Linked DNA regions of Homo sapiens: region 1 is linked to region 2. A link is an interaction called in ENCODE POLR2A ChIA-PET data of the cell type or tissue named here. Cell type or tissue: PC-9. All regions are shown on one strand.

Region 1 (8,000 bases), 430 kb after region 2:
TATAGAGACAGGGTCTCTCTCTGTCACCAGGCTGGAGTGCAGTGGCACGTTCACAGCTCACTGCAGCCTTGATCTCGGCTCAAGCAATCCTCCCACCACAGCCTTCTAAGTAGTGGGACTAAAAGTGCATGCCATCATATTCAGCTATTTTTTGTATTTTTTTCCTATTTTGACCATCCATATCAGAATTTTTTTTTTTGTATTTTTGGTAGAAATAGGGTCTCTTTATGTTGCCCAGTCTAGTCTCGAACTCCTGGGCTCAAGCGATCCACCCACCTCGGCTTCCCAAAGTGTTGGGGGATTACAGGCGTGAGCCACTGCACCTGGTCAGGGTTATTTTTCTCTTTTTCTTTCTTTTCTCTCTGTTCTCTCTTTTCTTTCTTTCTCTTTCTTTCTTTCTTTCTTTCTTTCTTTCTTTCTTTCTTTCTTTCTTTCTTTCTTTTCCTTCCTTCCTTCCTTCCTTCCCTTCCTTCTCTTCCTTCTTTCTTTCTTTTTTTTTTTTTTTGAGATGGAGTTTCACTCTGCTGCCCAGGCTGGAGTGCAATGGCATGATCTCAGCTCGCTGTAACCTCCGCCTCCTGGGTTCAAGTGATTCTCCTGTCTCAGCCTCCTGAGTAGCTGGGATTACAGGTGTGTGCTACCACGCCTGGATAATTTTTGTATTTTTAGTAGAGACGAGGTTTCACCATGTTGGCCAGAGTAGTCTAGAACTCCTGACTTCAAGTGATCCGCCTGCCTCAGCCTCCCAAAGTGCTGGGATTACAGGGATGAGCCACCGTGCCCAGCTCAGGGCTATTTTTCTCATAATAGTTTTGTATGGGATTTGAGCTTAATACTTTTACATTGCTAATTTTTATGTGAAACTAATTTTCCTGAATTTTCAGAAGGAGGCTTCACCAGAGAGTTTTTCTAACTTCACAAATCTCTTCCTTTTATTGTTTTCACGTAATGTGAAAATGACGGTGGCTTTGGTCTGAGCTTTTTCTGGCTCTGTTCCTCTCTCCCCTTTTTATCTGGATCTCTTTCTCCCCCTTTTCTTGTCTCTGTGCTGCTTAATTTTGATCCTGCTCTTAGTGGCTTATCTGTGGGTTCAGTACCATAAGGGAGCCCTGGCGGGTCAGTGCTGAGAGCTCAGGGGACAAGAACTTCTCCAGGCCCTTTAGACTTGAACGAGGGCATTGGTGCCCTTGCCCTCGCCTGCTACTGTGATGGCTGTTTCAGCAGCTGTGTGCCGCCCCCCAAAAAATGCCCATTGCACTTTCCAGGTAACACCTGTTGACTACATCTCAAGTCATACAAATCAGAGGCAAACTGAAGTGTTTATGCCCCTAAATTCATCAGTCATTGGTTAAACCCGCCCCTGGGGAATGGGGAAGCCCCAGGCACTTCCAACGTGATGCAGGCAAATTGGTCCCGGCAGTCTGAGGGCACCCCTGTGACTAAAAGATTCCTTCATTCACGTGGTCAAGAATGCTCATTTTTTGTACAGCATGGTGACTATAGTTAATAGTTAATAATACTGTACTATAGAGTGTAGATCTTAAGCATTCTCACATAAGAAAAAGTAACAATGTGAGGTGATGGATGTGTTAATTTGGTTGCAGTAATCATTTTACAATGTATACATATATCAAATCATCACATTGTACACTTTAAGTATATACAATTTTATTGGTTAATGATACCTCAATAAAGCTGGAAAATGGCTCATTTTTACATTTCCATTTGGCATTGCATTAAGGGTCATGGAAGGGGGGAAATAGAGGAGTGAGAGGGTACCCCCATTCCTTCTAATAGCACATTTTGAGAGTGGCACACATCACTCTTGCTCACATCCATTGGCCGGAACTTAGTCACAAGAAGTCACTTGGCTGCAAGGGAGACTGGGAAATGTAGTGATTAGCTGGGAAGCCATATACTCAGCTAAACTCTATTGTAAGAGAAGAAGGGGAAAATAGGTACTGGGGAACAATTTATGGTCTCTTTCCTAAGACTGATGGGAAAGAGTGAAAGGAAAAGATGCGTGAGGTAGGGTGACAGGCTCCCACTTCCAGGCAGGGGATTGAGGGAGGAGGAGGATGCATGCTGAGGTGAAGGCCACTTTCAATGTGGTAAGAGATAGCTGAGTTTGGAGGCAGAGAAGACAGAAATTGGGCTGGCATGAGGGTTGGGGAAAATGGAATAAAACAGGCCGGGCACGGTGGCTCACGCCTATAATCTCAGCACTTTGGGAGGCTGAGGTCAGGAGTTCAAGACCAGCCTGGCCAACATGGGGGAAACCCTGTCTCTACTAAAAATACAAAACTTAGCCGGGTGTGGTGGCGCACTCCTGTAATCCCAGCTACTCGGGAGGCTGAGGCACAAGAATCACTTGAACCCAGGAGGCGGAGGTTGCAGTGAGCTGAGATTGCGCCACTGCACTCCAGCTTGGGTGACAGAGCGAGACTCCATCTCAAAAAAAGTAAAAAGAAAAAGAAAATGGAGCAAAACAGAGCCAAGGGCCTTCTAGCTAGGCATGGCCACGTGACTAAGTTCTGGCCAATGGGACAGGAGCACAGGAAGCAATGCAGCTTCCTCATCATACTCTTTATTTCCAACTTTTAAATTGAGGGGTACATGTACAGGATGTGCAGGTTTGTTACATAGGTAAATATGTGCCATGGTGGTTTGCTGCACAAATCATCCCATCACCTAGGTATTAAGCCCAGCAGCCATTAGCTATTCTTCCTGATACTTTCCCTCCTCCCCGACTTTGCTTTTTTGGTTTGCTTGTTTGTTTTTTTTTTTGAGATGGGGTTTTGCTCTGTTGCCCAGGCTGGAGTGCAGTGGAGCAATCACAACTCACTGCAGCTCTGACTCCTCAGGCTCAAGCGATCCTCCCACCTCAGCCTCCCAAGTAGCTGTGACTACAGGCATGCACCACCATACCAGGCTAATTTATTTTTTATTGTTTGGGTAGAGACAGGATCCTGTTATGTTGCCCAGGCTGGTCTCAAATTCCTGGGCTCAAGTGTCCTCCTGCCTCAGCCTCCCAAAGTGCTGAGATTACAGGTGTGGGCCAGGAACCTGACCTCTACCATACCAAACTCTTAACTTCCTTGTTTCTCATCCCGGTGGCCTGGAATGTGAATGTGGGGTAATGAACACCGTTTTTTTTTTTTTTGCGACGGAGTCTTACTCTATCACCCAGGTTGGAGTGCAGTGGCATGATCTCAGCTCACTGCAATCCCCGCCTCCTGGGTTCAAGCAATTCTGCTGCCTCAGTCTCCTGAGTAGCTGGGATTACAGGCACCCGCCACCATGCCTGACTAATTTTTTTGTATTTTTGGTAGAGACGGGGTTTCACCATGTTGGCCAGGCTGGTCTCCAACTCCTGACCTCGGTGATCCACCACCTTGGCCTCCCAAAGTGCTGGGATTACAGGCGTGAGCCACTGCGTCTGGCCTAATGAATATTGTTTTTTTTTTTTTTTTTTTTTTTGAGACAAAGTCTCACTCTCGTCCCTCGGGCTGGAGTGCCTCAGTTCATTGCAACCTCCGCCTCCCAGTTCAAGTGATTCTCCTGCCTCGGCCCACCTGAGTAGCTGGGATTACAGGCACCTGCCACCATGCCTGGCTAATTTTTGCATTTTTAGTAGAGATGGGGTTTCACCATGTTGGCCAGGCTGGTCTAGAACTCCTGATCTCAGGTGACCCACCCGCCTTGGCCTCCCAAAGTGCTGGGATTACAGGTGTGAGCTACCGCGCCCGGCCAAACATTCTTAAACCATGTAGATGGGTGCATAACTTGGAGTAACAAGATAGATGGTGTTTGGGCTCCTTGTAGATCAGAGGCACCCTATCCCCTGGCTACCAGCTTGGTTTCTTATACAAGAGAGAAATAAACATCTATGATATTTAAGCTACCGCTATTTGGTATCTATTAAGGGGGGGTGCATGAATATCTTAGCTAATATGTTCACATGTTGACTGACTGATTCAATAACCTAGGAGCACACACATGCCAGTATCACATCAGATGCCAGGAGCCACAAAGACACAAGTCCATAAGGGCCTGGTGAATCAGGGAGCTGACTGTGTCTGACCTAGGTCAGAACTGTTTCTCCCTGAATCCATACCTCTTTCAGGACTTGAGTTTCTGCACCTGCAGCACAGGCCTCTTGAGACTGTTGGGCCCTTAAAAAAGTTTTGGATTCAAACAGGAGCATTCATGTGGAGGGGATGTGCGCAGAACTCACAGGGGCTGGCGCCCAGGGACCCTCACAGTATCTAATTTCAGGCTTCGCAACACACACCAGCATTTTATTTTTATTTTTATTTTTTTTCTTTTTTGAGACGTAGTCTCGCTCTGTCACCCAGGCTGGAGCGCTGTGGAGCGATCTTGGCTCATTACAATCTCCGCCTCCCAGGTTCAAGTGATTCTCCTGCCTCAGTCTCGCAAGTAGCTGGGATTATAGGCATGCATCACCATACCCAGCTAATTTTTGTATTTTTAGTACAGACAGGGTTTCGACATGGCCAGGCTGGTCTCAAACTCCTGGCTTCAGGTGATCCGCCCGCCTTGGTCTCCCAAAGTGTGGGGATTACAGGCATGAGCCACTGCACCCAGCCTATTTTTATTGGTTTTTAAAAATTCTTTGGTTGTTATTTAAGCCATTAAATAGAAATACCCTTTAAACATTCAAACTATATTGGAAATATATAAAGTACTAGAGAAGCCCTTGTTTTGATATAAACAGGTCTGAGTCATTGACCAGTGTTTTGAAAAAGTCAGCTTAAATGGGCAATCATAAAGACACATACAGGTCTTAGTCACTTTGTTTTGATTTCAAACACAAAATTCACATTGAGGCACGAATTTTTCTTTGGGTGTCTTGACTCAAATTACCCTTTGACTTTCTTGCATAAATCACACCCACAATCCTATAATTTGTCACCTGTTATTTCCAGTTTCTTTAAACTTAAAGACACTTGTGAAGCAATCTGATGTAGCACACTTCTAGATTTTTAGGATTTTCCCTTAATGGTTTATCTTTCACATCTAATTCAACATGTCAGCAAATCTCTTTGTGTATTACTTCCAAAGCATTTAACGTAGTTTGCAAGGAAACAATTCTTTATGCACTCATATTTCATCAGTTTATATAATATTTAATTCAATTATATGATTACAATGACAAATACACCTGGCATAAACAGGCTAGGGACACATCCAACCAAAAGGCAACTCAACCCAGAGGTAGCTGAATTCTTGCTTTTCTAGACCAGGGGTCAGCAAACTACGGCCCTGTGGGCCTGTTTTTGTACATTCTATGGGTTAAAATGCCTTTTAGGGGCCGGGTGTGGTGGCTCACACTCGTAATCCCAGCACTTTGGGAGGCCAAGGCAGGCGGATCACTTGAGGCTGGGAGTTCGAGACCAGCCTGGCCAACATGGTGAAACCCCATCTCTACTAAAAATACAAAAATTAGCCAGGCGTGGTGGCATGTGCCTGTAATTCCAGCTACTTGGGAGGTTGAGGCAGGAGAATCTCTTGAAGGAAGGCAGAGGTTGCAGTGAGCTGAGATCATGCTGCTGCACTCCAGCCTGGGTGACACAGTAAGACTCCGTCTCAAAAAAAAAAAAAATGCCTTTTAGGTCAGGCACAGTGACTCACACCTATAATCTCAGCATTTTGGGTGGCTGAGGCCGAAGGATCCCTTGAGCTCAATAATAATAAAAAGAATGGCTTTTAAAGTGGTTGAATCTGTAAACAGTTGAAATAAACTAAAAAAATTTTATGACATGAAAATTATATAAAATTCAAACTTTAATGTCTGTAAGTAAAGATTTACTGAAGCACTACCATGCCCATTCTTTTTTTTTTTTTTTTTTTTTTGGTGTATTCAGTGGCTGCTTTCAAGCTACGGTGGATGAACCTAACGGTGTCAACAGAAACTCTATGGACCACAAAGCCTAAAATATTTACTATCTGCTCCTTTACAGAGTTTGCCTACCTCTGTCCTAGAGCGAAGCCTGAGCCTTGGGCGCGCAGCACACCACAAGTATCTGTTACTGTGTTTTGCAGAAGCTTCAGGTAAGAGGGAGAGCTCCTAGGAGAGCTCCTACCATAAAAAGTGAAAATCCCTTACTTCTTGGCATCGCTGTTTCCTAAACCCACCCCCTGCTCTTCTCAAGGTAGCTTCATGGTTTGCTTCCTCACTTCCTTCCTGGGCTCAAGTGAGCGATCCTCCAACGTGGTCTCCCAGCGCACTGGGAAAGACATGAGCCACTACACCCGGCTCTGATTTTTCTCTATAGCACTTATCAGACATATTCCATGCTTATTTATTTATTTATGTATTTATTCATTTATTTGAGACAGATTCTCACTCTGTCACCAAGGCTGGAGTGCAGTGGCACCATCTCGGCTCACTGCAACCTCTGCCTCCTGGATTCAAGTGATTCTCATGCCATAGCCTCCTAAGTAGCTGGATTACAGGCGCCCGCCACTGCGCTTGGCTAATTTTTGTAGTTTTAGTAGAGACGGGGTTTCACCATGTTGACCAGGCTGGTCTTGAACTCCTGGCCTCAGATGATCCACCTGCCTTGGCCTCCCAAAGTGCTGGGATTACAGGCGTGAGCCACCGCACCCAGCCTCCATGCTTATTTATTTATTTTCTATTTCCTGTCACTAGAATGTGAGCTCTATAAGGGCAAGGATTTTGCCTGTTTGTTCACTACTCTATCCCAGTGCCTAGATCAGTGCCTGGCACACAGCAGGGACTTAAGTGCTTGTTGAATGAGGATTGAATTACTTTTTTTTTTTTTTTTTTTTGGAGACAGTTTCACTCTGTCGCTCAGGCTGGAGTACAGTGGCGCGATCTTGGCTCACTGCAACCTCTGCCTCCTGGATTCAAGCAATTTTCCTGCTTCAGCCTCCAGAGTAGCTGGGACTACAGGCATGCGCCACGACGCTTGGCTAATTTTTGTATTTGTAGTACAGATGGGGTTTCACCATGTTGGCCAGGCTGGTCTTGAACTCCTGACCTCGTGATCCACTCACCTTGGCCTCCCAAAGTGCTGGGATTACAGGCGTGAGCACCACGCCTGGCCTGAATTACACTTGCTGTATGACAACCTGCTATCTCTAGGACCCTGGGCATGAGGAAATGCCTGAGGGTGGAAAGCAGTGGAGCAGTGCCACACAGTGCATGGTGATCAAAGTGAGGCCTTGTGTGTGGGGAGTGGGTACAGGCAGGTGGGTGATGGGGTACAGAATTCTAAGCCTCTGGGGATGAATGGCAGAGGCCACACCATCTTGATGAGTGGCCCTTGAGCCCACTGGACAAGGAGAATTGTTGGCTGGGGTCCAGGTCCATGGTCTCCCTGACTTGGGGTGGCCTTGCCAGGTGCTCTCAGAATGGGGACCATTCTGATTCTGTCCCCTCCCCTTTGATTCTGTCCCCCACCCTTCAAGGACAAACCGGAGGCAGGTCCTGGTCTCACTTCTACAAAAACAATTGTTTCTGAAGTTTCCCCCCTCACACCCTAGACATGTCTCATGGCCACTGAGTCATGCAGCAATGATGGGTGTGGGTGTGTGGATCGGGGGGTGGCTGAGCCCATTGATCGAGGGCTGAGACATTTTCCCCGCTAATCAACAAGTTAATAAGCTCTTCGATGAGGAGGCGGTGATTAATGAACCAATCAGCTTGCCCTGTAATTGGGGAGTGAGATTGGAGGGTGGGGGTATGAGGGATAGAGAGGGTTTGCGGGGATGTGCGGCTGGCTCCTGGTCCACACTGAGACCACCTAGGGGCCCATTTACTTTGGCTATAAATGAGGAAGTGACTTCTTCAGAGGTTGTAGCCCGAATTCAGGCCACCCCATGCCCTCTAGCTTCTACAGTGTCTCTCCTCTCTTCCCATCTGTCCTTGGACTCCACATTCCCCAAGACATGACAGGGTTCCAGGGATGTCAGATTCCCCATGGCCATCTCACAGTTTCCTTCGTCTCTGT
Region 2 (8,000 bases):
CCAGTGCAGCTCACCTTCTATGCAGGCCCCAATGGCAGCCAGTTTGGATTTTCACTGGACTTCCACAAGGACAGCCATGGGAGGTGAGCCGTAAGGGAAGTTGGGGTATTGGGAGAGAGCAGGACCCCTCCCCATCACTGCTTCTGGGGGCTTCGAGTTTCCCATTTGCGATAGCAGTTGAGCAAGGTGACTTGTGGGGCCTATTCAGGTTGATTTCTTGTCAAGAATGTTGGGGTCCAGGGGACTGGCTCAGGTGAAGGTATAAGGGCAGGGCACATGTGGGCTGATGGGCACTGAAAACTACAGCAAGAACAAAGGGAAGACAAGAGTTGATGCTTTATTTTTTCCCCAAGGGTCAGTTGTATGAACCACTCCACCCTCAACACCTTGAAATGCAGAGAGGAGGCCGGGCGCGGTGGCTCATGCCTGTAATCCCAGCACTTTGGGAGGCCGAGGCGGGCAGATCACCTGAGGTCGAGAATTCGAGACCAGCCTGACCAACATGGAGAAACCCCGTCTCTACTAAAAATACAAAAAAAAAAAAAAAAAAGAGACCAGGCACAGTGGCTCACACCTGCAATCCCAGCACTTTGGGAGGCAGAGGTGGGCAGATCATGAGGTCAGGAGTTCAAGACCAGCCTGGCCAATATGGTGAAACCCTGTCTCTATTAAAAATACAAAAATTAGCTGAGCGTGGTGGCACACTCCTGTAGTCCCAGCTACTCGGGAGGCTGAGGTAGGAGAATCACTTGAACCCGGGAGGTGGAGGTTGCAGTGAGCTGAGATCATGCCACTGCACTCCAGCCTGGGTGACAGAGTGACACTCCGTCTCAAAAAAAAAAAAATTAGCCGGGCGTGGTGCCGCATGCTTGTAATCCCAGCTACTCGGGAGGCTGAGGCAGGAGAATCGTTTGAACCTGAGAGGCAGAGGTTGTGGTGAGCCGAGATCATGCCATTGCACTCCAGCCTGGGCAACGAGAGCGAAACTCTGTCTCAAAAAAAAAAAAAAAAAAAAAAGAAAGGAAATGTGGAGAGGAGCACATGTCCTAAATTGATTTGCAGAACTAAAGTTGTCTACCCTCCCGCACCTTGCATTTCTGTTCCATTTCCCTCATCTCCATCAACATTATAAATATTTGAAAAGAAGCAATAGGTCATTAATGATTAGTATTGATCAGGCTTCAGAATCAAGAGTGCCAAGATTAGAGTCTTGGCTCCTCCTCTTCATAGCGTGTACCCTGAGCTACTATTGTGAGAGACACTGTGCCCACCAGCTTCAGGGAGTGGCAATGGGTGGCAATGGCAGATAGCCTTCAAGTGTCAGCCACTTAGGGGATTTCCTCTGCTGAAGAGAGCCAGTTCACTCCAAGTCCCCTCCCAAGATGGCCCACATCCAGTGTCTGATCAATGAGAAGTGGGTGAGTGGGGAGAGTGGAGGCAGGTGTGGGGGAGGCATTTGATAAGGGTCCAGCCCTCTTTCATCAACTCTGACAATTCTTTTTTTCTTCTTCTTCTTTTTTTTTTTTTTTTTTTTTTTTTTTTGAGATGGGGTTTCGCTCTTGTTGCCCAGGCTGGAGTGCAATGGCACAATCACTGGCTCACCGCAACTTCTGCCTCCCGGGTTCAAGCGATTCTCCTGCCACAGCCTCCCGCGTAGCTGGGATTACAGGCATGTGCCACCACACCCGGCTAATTTTGTATTTTTAGTAGAGACGAGGTTTCTCCATGTTGGTCAGGGTGGTCTCGAACTCCCAACTTCAGGTGATCCACCCGCCTTGGCCTCCCAAAGTGCTGGGATTACAGGCTTCAGCCACCATGCCCAGACTTTTTTTCTTCTTTTTTTTTGAGATGGAGTTTCGCTCTCGTTGCCCAGGCTGGAGTGCAATGGGGTGATCTCGGCTCACTGCAACCTCTGCCTCCTGGGTTCAAACGATTCTCCTGTCTCAGCCTCCCGAGTAGCTGGGATTACAGGTGCATGCCACCATGCCCGGCTAATTTTTGTATTTTTAGTAGAGACAGGGTTTCACTATGTTGGCCAGGCTGGTCTCAAACTCCTGACCTCAGGTGATCAGCCTGCCTCGGCCTCCCAAAGTACTGGGATTACAGGCGTGAGCCACCACACCCGGCCAACTCTGACAATTTTGAAGGGTCATTCTAGTTCCAAAGCTCGTGGGGTGTTGGCGAATGCTGTCATTGGGCCTGAATCAGCTCAACTCCTTCCTGTGCCCACTCCTGCTGATTTCCCCTCCTATAAGTAGTGATCCCATTGGCACTACTTAAACATCCTGCAGGCTAAAAAAATATTATGGGCCAGACACAGAGGCTCACGCCTGTAATCCCTTGGCCTCCCAAAGTGCTGGGATTACAGGTGTGAGCCACCATGCCCAGCCTATAAAAAAATTTTTTTTAATTAGCCAGGCATGGTGTTGCACACCCGCAGTCCCAGCTACTAGGGTGGCTGAGGGGAGAGGATTGCTTGAGCCCTGGAGATCAAGGCTACAGTGAGCTGTGATCATGCTGCTGCACTCCAGCTGGGCAACAGAATGAGACCCTGTCTCAAAACAACAAAATTATTTTTTAAAATTATAGCATTGTTTCAAGAGCGTTTGTTATGTATTTGGCTGGGACCATGCTAACCGTTACTCGTATTTATTACATTTACTCCTGACAGCATTGACTGGTTGTGAAAACCAGTCATTGGTTATGAAATTGGTATTCCTATTTCACATATGGCAGAATTGTGATTTAAACCTAGATCTGCTAGGGTCCTCCTATCAGCACACACACTCCAGCCCCACTTTAGAGGTACCCGCTACCTTCCCTCATTAAAACCAGCTCTCAAGAGGGGATCTGGTAACAGTCTAGGCAGGCATTCCAGGGAGCATGTGAACCGCTGGTTCTTGTTGCGGGTGGAAGGATGGAGGTGTTGTACAGAGTTTAGGTCTTTTTCAGCAAAGATCTCAAACCCCTGGTGTTCAAATCAAACCAAATGGTTATAGTCCCAGCTCTACTCTCAACTCACTGGGTTACTTTAGCCACGTGATTGCCCTCGCTGAGAGTCGGTTTCACTGTCCATAAGATGAAGAAGTACATCACGGTGGTCTGTGAGGTGTCATTGAGGAAAGATGGTCCAGTGCCCCCATGCCACATGGCCTTCCGGGCAGTGCTCCCAGCGCCGGCGCCAGGGCCTGGGATACGCTGGAATCTGCGCGGCGCTCACCCAGCTTTCCTATGCAGAGTGGCCATCGTGGTGGGCGCCCCGCGGACCCTGGGCCCCAGCCAGGAGGAGACGGGCGGCGTGTTCCTGTGCCCCTGGAGGGCCGAGGGCGGCCAGTGCCCCTCGCTGCTCTTTGACCTCCGTGAGTCCCAGGCAAGGAGAGCAAGGTTGGGGTCAGAGGGACGTGGACTGCCGGGCTTCAGCGCCCCACCCCTTCTTGTGCCTTCCAGGTGATGAGACCCGAAATGTAGGCTCCCAAACTTTACAAACCTTCAAGGCCCGCCAAGGACTGGGGGCGTCGGTCGTCAGCTGGAGCGACGTCATTGTGGTGGGCCCCGCGGTACAGGGCACAGGGAACAATCGGGGGCAGGGACACCTGGGGCCAGGAGGAGCCCAAGTCTCGCGCCCGTCCCCACTCCTGTGGCCTTTCTCCAGGCCTGCGCCCCCTGGCAGCACTGGAACGTCCTAGAAAAGACTGAGGAGGCTGAGAAGACGCCCGTAGGTAGCTGCTTTTTGGCTCAGCCAGAGAGCGGCCGCCGCGCCGAGTACTCCCCCTGTCGCGGGAACACCCTGAGCCGCATTTACGTGGAAAATGATTTTAGTAAGCGCCAGCTACGACCTGGCCCCGCCCACTCGCGACGGCTTGGCCCCGCCCCCATCGGATCCCGCCCCCAGCGCCGCAGCCCTTGCTTTGGATCTGGCCTCGCCCCAGGGCCCCGCCGACTCAAGGCCCCGCCCCTGTCCCCCAGCCCTCCTCCGGGCTCGCGCGCGCCTCCCTTCACCCCTGCGCTGACCCCTCCTCCTTGTCTCCTGCAGGCTGGGACAAGCGTTACTGTGAAGCGGGCTTCAGCTCCGTGGTCACTCAGGCGAGTAGGGAGCAAAAGCGCAGTGGGGGCGGCTCCCAAACAGGGCCCCCTCTCACCCTCAGGACTTCCCTTCCAGGCCGGAGAGCTGGTGCTTGGGGCTCCTGGCGGCTATTATTTCTTAGGTACGTGCCCATCCGTACACCTCCCTCCCTTCTCGCGGCCCAAGGAGACCGCTTTGGGCTTCACACCCGCTGTCCCTCCCGCCCTAGGTCTCCTGGCCCAGGCTCCAGTTGCGGATATTTTCTCGAGTTACCGCCCAGGCATCCTTTTGTGGCACGTGTCCTCCCAGAGCCTCTCCTTTGACTCCAGCAACCCAGAGTACTTCGACGGCTACTGGGGTAACACCGCCATTCCAGACTTCCAGCACCCCGAGGGTCACCGCCCACCGCAGACGGTCAGGTCCTGCCCCTGTGGGAGCCTCCATGGCCACCCCTGCCGGCCAACCCACCGCCTAAGCCGCTCCCGCCCTCCGCTCCTGCGGCTTCCCCGCAGACCGCCCACCTCCCATGCGCCCACCGCTCCCTTCCACTGCGGACTCGTAGCGCAGCCTGGGGCAGGGCTTGGCCCCTCGAAGGCCTCCGTTTTTCCATCTGCACAATGCAGGGCTGGGGCTGAGTGGCCTTAATCTCCTCCTTCTTTGCCCTCCGTCCCCTCTGTGCTTCCTCCCCTGGAAAAGACTAATTTGCGCCCTTGTCCTCAGGGTACTCGGTGGCCGTGGGCGAGTTCGACGGGGATCTCAACACTACAGGCAAGAAATCCACTTAGGGCGGGAGTTGGGTAGCCCAGCCCGGGGAGGAGCGCCTTCCTGAAATCTCCCCTATGTAGGGAAATCTTCCTGCACACACATTTTTCCCTGGGTGCAGAACGGGGAGCGGGAAGTGGGTAGGTTCTAAGGCTCTCATTCCCTGAGCCTGGCTCTCCCTATCGCCAGAATATGTCGTCGGTGCCCCCACTTGGAGCTGGACCCTGGGAGCGGTAAGTGCCCCCACCACTGGGCCTCCCGAAGCCCCTTATCCCAGTTCTCAGGCTGACAACTCCTGAGCGCCCCCCACCCCCGCCCCGCCTCCACCAAACCACCCTTTCTCACCTGGAGTGGGAGGTTGCTTTGGGTACAAGAATGATGCTCTCGCCTGCGCTGTCCGTGCAGGTGGAAATTTTGGATTCCTACTACCAGAGGCTGCATCGGCTGCGCGGAGAGCAGGTGGGGGCCAGGTCCCAGTGGGCGTGGCTGGGTGGAGGGGGAACTGAGACTTCAGAATATTTCATGGGAGGTGAGGGCCCATTTCTTAAAGAGGATGCTTGTCCAGCGGCGTGAATGATGGTGCTCCTCATCTTGCAGATGGCGTCGTATTTTGGGCATTCAGTGGCTGTCACTGACGTCAACGGGGATGGGTGAGGAGGGACATGCCCCACCCCTACCCAGTTGGGTCCCAAATTACCAGAGCTGCCCTCTGTCTCCCTTTCCTAGCCCTAGTCTCACGTATCCACTGGAGGAACAGGAGAGCAAGGGTCGAGGAGATTTGGCCCTAGCCCCAATATACCCCTGGTCCAGTCCCATGTAACCACTCATCTGGCCCACAGGAGGCATGATCTGCTGGTGGGCGCTCCACTGTATATGGAGAGCCGGGCAGACCGAAAACTGGCCGAAGTGGGGCGTGTGTATTTGTTCCTGCAGCCGCGAGGCCCCCACGCGCTGGGTGCCCCCAGCCTCCTGCTGACTGGCACACAGCTCTATGGGCGATTCGGCTCTGCCATCGCACCCCTGGGCGACCTCGACCGGGATGGCTACAATGGTGAGGGAAGAGAGGAGCCCTACTTGCTGCAGAGGGGTTAACAGCCACTCAAAAAGCATGGAGTTGGCCTGAGGGCAGCCAGAACCAGGATGGGTTTTAAGCATATAAGTATGTGGCTTAGACACATGGGGTGCTGAGTGGAGAGCAGATGGGAGAGTTGAAGACTAATTAGGAAGTGTTTGCCTTAATCCAAGCAAGAGACAATGACCACCTGGATGTGGATTTTGGCAGTGGAGTTAGAGATGGGAGTGACTTCACAGATATTTAGGACTCGGATTATTAGGACTTGGTGGGAGACTGGATGTGGGGCCAGGGGAGAGGTTGGAGTTGGGTGCCTGTGATGGCCTCCACTGCCTGGAACTCAGGCCGTGCAGCAGGTGCTGGGGAGAGGCGGGAGATCAGCAGTTCAGCTCTGGACCTGTTGAGCTTGAAGGGCTTGGGTGCTTTAGGCGGAAATATCCAAAGAACAGTTGGGAGTGGCTCTCCCCGCTTCCACAAGAGAGATCTGAATGGGAGACAGGGGTTTGGGGAAAGTGGATGAGGTCCCGGGACCTGTGAAATAAGAGGCCCAGGATAGAGCCCTAGGGAGCAAAAGCATTTAGGTGACTCCTACAGGAGGTAAGTCTGAGAAGGAGACAGAGGAGTGTCCAGAGAGGGAGGAGGGAACCCAGGGGGTCTGATGGCCCGGGACTCAAGGAAGAGCATGCGTTAAAGAGCATGCACAGGAGGAAGTGGGCGCTGCAGCTCCTGCTGCTGCTGCAAGATACAATTAGGTGGGGCTGGAGAAATATTCATGGGCTTTAGCAAGAAGAGGGTGCCAGGCATGGTGGCTCATACCTGTAATCCCAGCTACTTGGGAAATTGAAGCAGGAGAATCTCTTGAACCCGGGAAGTGGAGGTTGCACTGAGCTGAGCTTGCGCCACTACTGCACTCCAGCCTGGGTGACAGAGCAAGACTCCATCTCAACAAAATAAAAAAAAAAATAGAGAAAGAAAGGAAGAAAGAAAAAAGAAGGGGAGGTTATTGGTGACAGTGACATAAATTGATTCAGGCCAAGATAGGGTCAGAAGCCAGAATGCAATGGGGTAAGGTATGAATGGAGATGAAAAATTGGATGCAGCTAATGTAGACAGCTCTTTCAACAGGTTTGTGGTAAAAAGGAATTTGAGGAATAGAAAGGAAAAAAAAAAACATGTTTGACTATAAGAGGAAAAAGAGAAAAGGTGATCACAGAAAAGAGATGAGGGTCAAGGGAAGATTATTTCAATGTGGAAGAACATGTAGTAGGTTGAAAATGATGTTGTGGGGAAATGGGGGGATGAGCCAGCAGAGAGTCCCTGTGATGCCTCAGGGGGTGGGAGGGTGACTGGCCCAGTGTCAGGGTGAAGGAAGGAAACCTCTTCCAGGGTCAAATGGGGAAAGGGAAAAGAAAGTTGGTGTGGGATTATAGCATAACAGTGGGCTGCCTCTCTTCCTGAAGTAAGAGATTACGTCACCTGCTGAAGGAAGTGTGGGGGGTCTGGGAGTTTGATGGAATGGAGAAGGCTAGAAATAGATGCTAGATGGCCAGGCACGGTGGCTCACACCTGGAATCCCAGCACTTTGGGAGGCCGAGGCAGGAGGATCACTGGAGCCTAGGAGTTTGACACCAGCCTGGCCAACATAGGGAGATCTCGTCTCCATAAAAATTTTTAAAAATTAGCTGGGCATGGTGGCTATAGTCTCAACTGCTTGGGAAGCTGAGGTGGGAGGATTGCTTTAGTCCAGAAGGTTGAGGCTGCAGTAAGCCATGGTTGCACCACTGCACTTCAGCCTGAATGACAGTGCAAGACTGTCTTAAAAATAAAAAAATTTTAAAAGGGGCTTGGGCACGGTGGCTCACACCTGTAATCCCAGCACTTTGGGAGCCCAAGGTGGGCAGATCACTTGAGGTCAGGAGTTCGAGATCAGCCTGGCCAATGTGGTGAAACCCCGTCTCTACTGAAAATACAAAAATTAGCCGGGCATGGTGGTAGGCGCCTGTAATCCCAGCTACTGAAGAGGCTGAGGCACAAGAATCACTTTAACGGGGGAGGCAGAGGTTGCAGTGAGCCGAGATCGCACCACTGCACTCCAGCCAGGAC

The links. Peaks named below come from ENCODE experiments on the same cell type or tissue, not always from the same donor. Only the 100,000 strongest peaks of a DNase experiment are listed, where the experiment ranks them.
Region 1: POLR2A ChIA-PET joins it to region 2 with 22 read pairs; 2 of 35 experiments call an interaction of 5 or more read pairs at or near these places.

The regions. Positions count from the first base shown.
Region 1 is chr17:43,956,013-43,964,012 of GRCh38, reverse strand. It overlaps a transcript of PYY not described here. Among named protein-coding and RNA genes, the nearest start is that of PYY, 6.1 kb to the right of the region's middle. In PC-9, no CTCF peak of the experiment used is centred here; a DNase peak (open chromatin) is centred at 4,822; H3K27me3 peaks cover 325 bases.
Region 2 is chr17:44,381,369-44,389,368 of GRCh38, reverse strand. ITGA2B (integrin subunit alpha 2b) reads left to right here. Exons shown (of 30, transcript NM_000419.5): 1 at 1-83; 2 at 3,238-3,359; 3 at 3,448-3,545; 4 at 3,653-3,818; 5 at 4,034-4,083; 6 at 4,160-4,205; 7 at 4,293-4,421; 8 at 4,784-4,831; 9 at 5,015-5,058; 10 at 5,231-5,284; 11 at 5,423-5,475; 12 at 5,665-5,876. Among named protein-coding and RNA genes, the nearest start is that of ITGA2B, 4.3 kb to the left of the region's middle. RefSeq lists an enhancer at 3,520-3,659. In PC-9, no CTCF peak of the experiment used is centred here; a DNase peak (open chromatin) is centred at 3,868; H3K4me3 peaks cover 1,211 bases.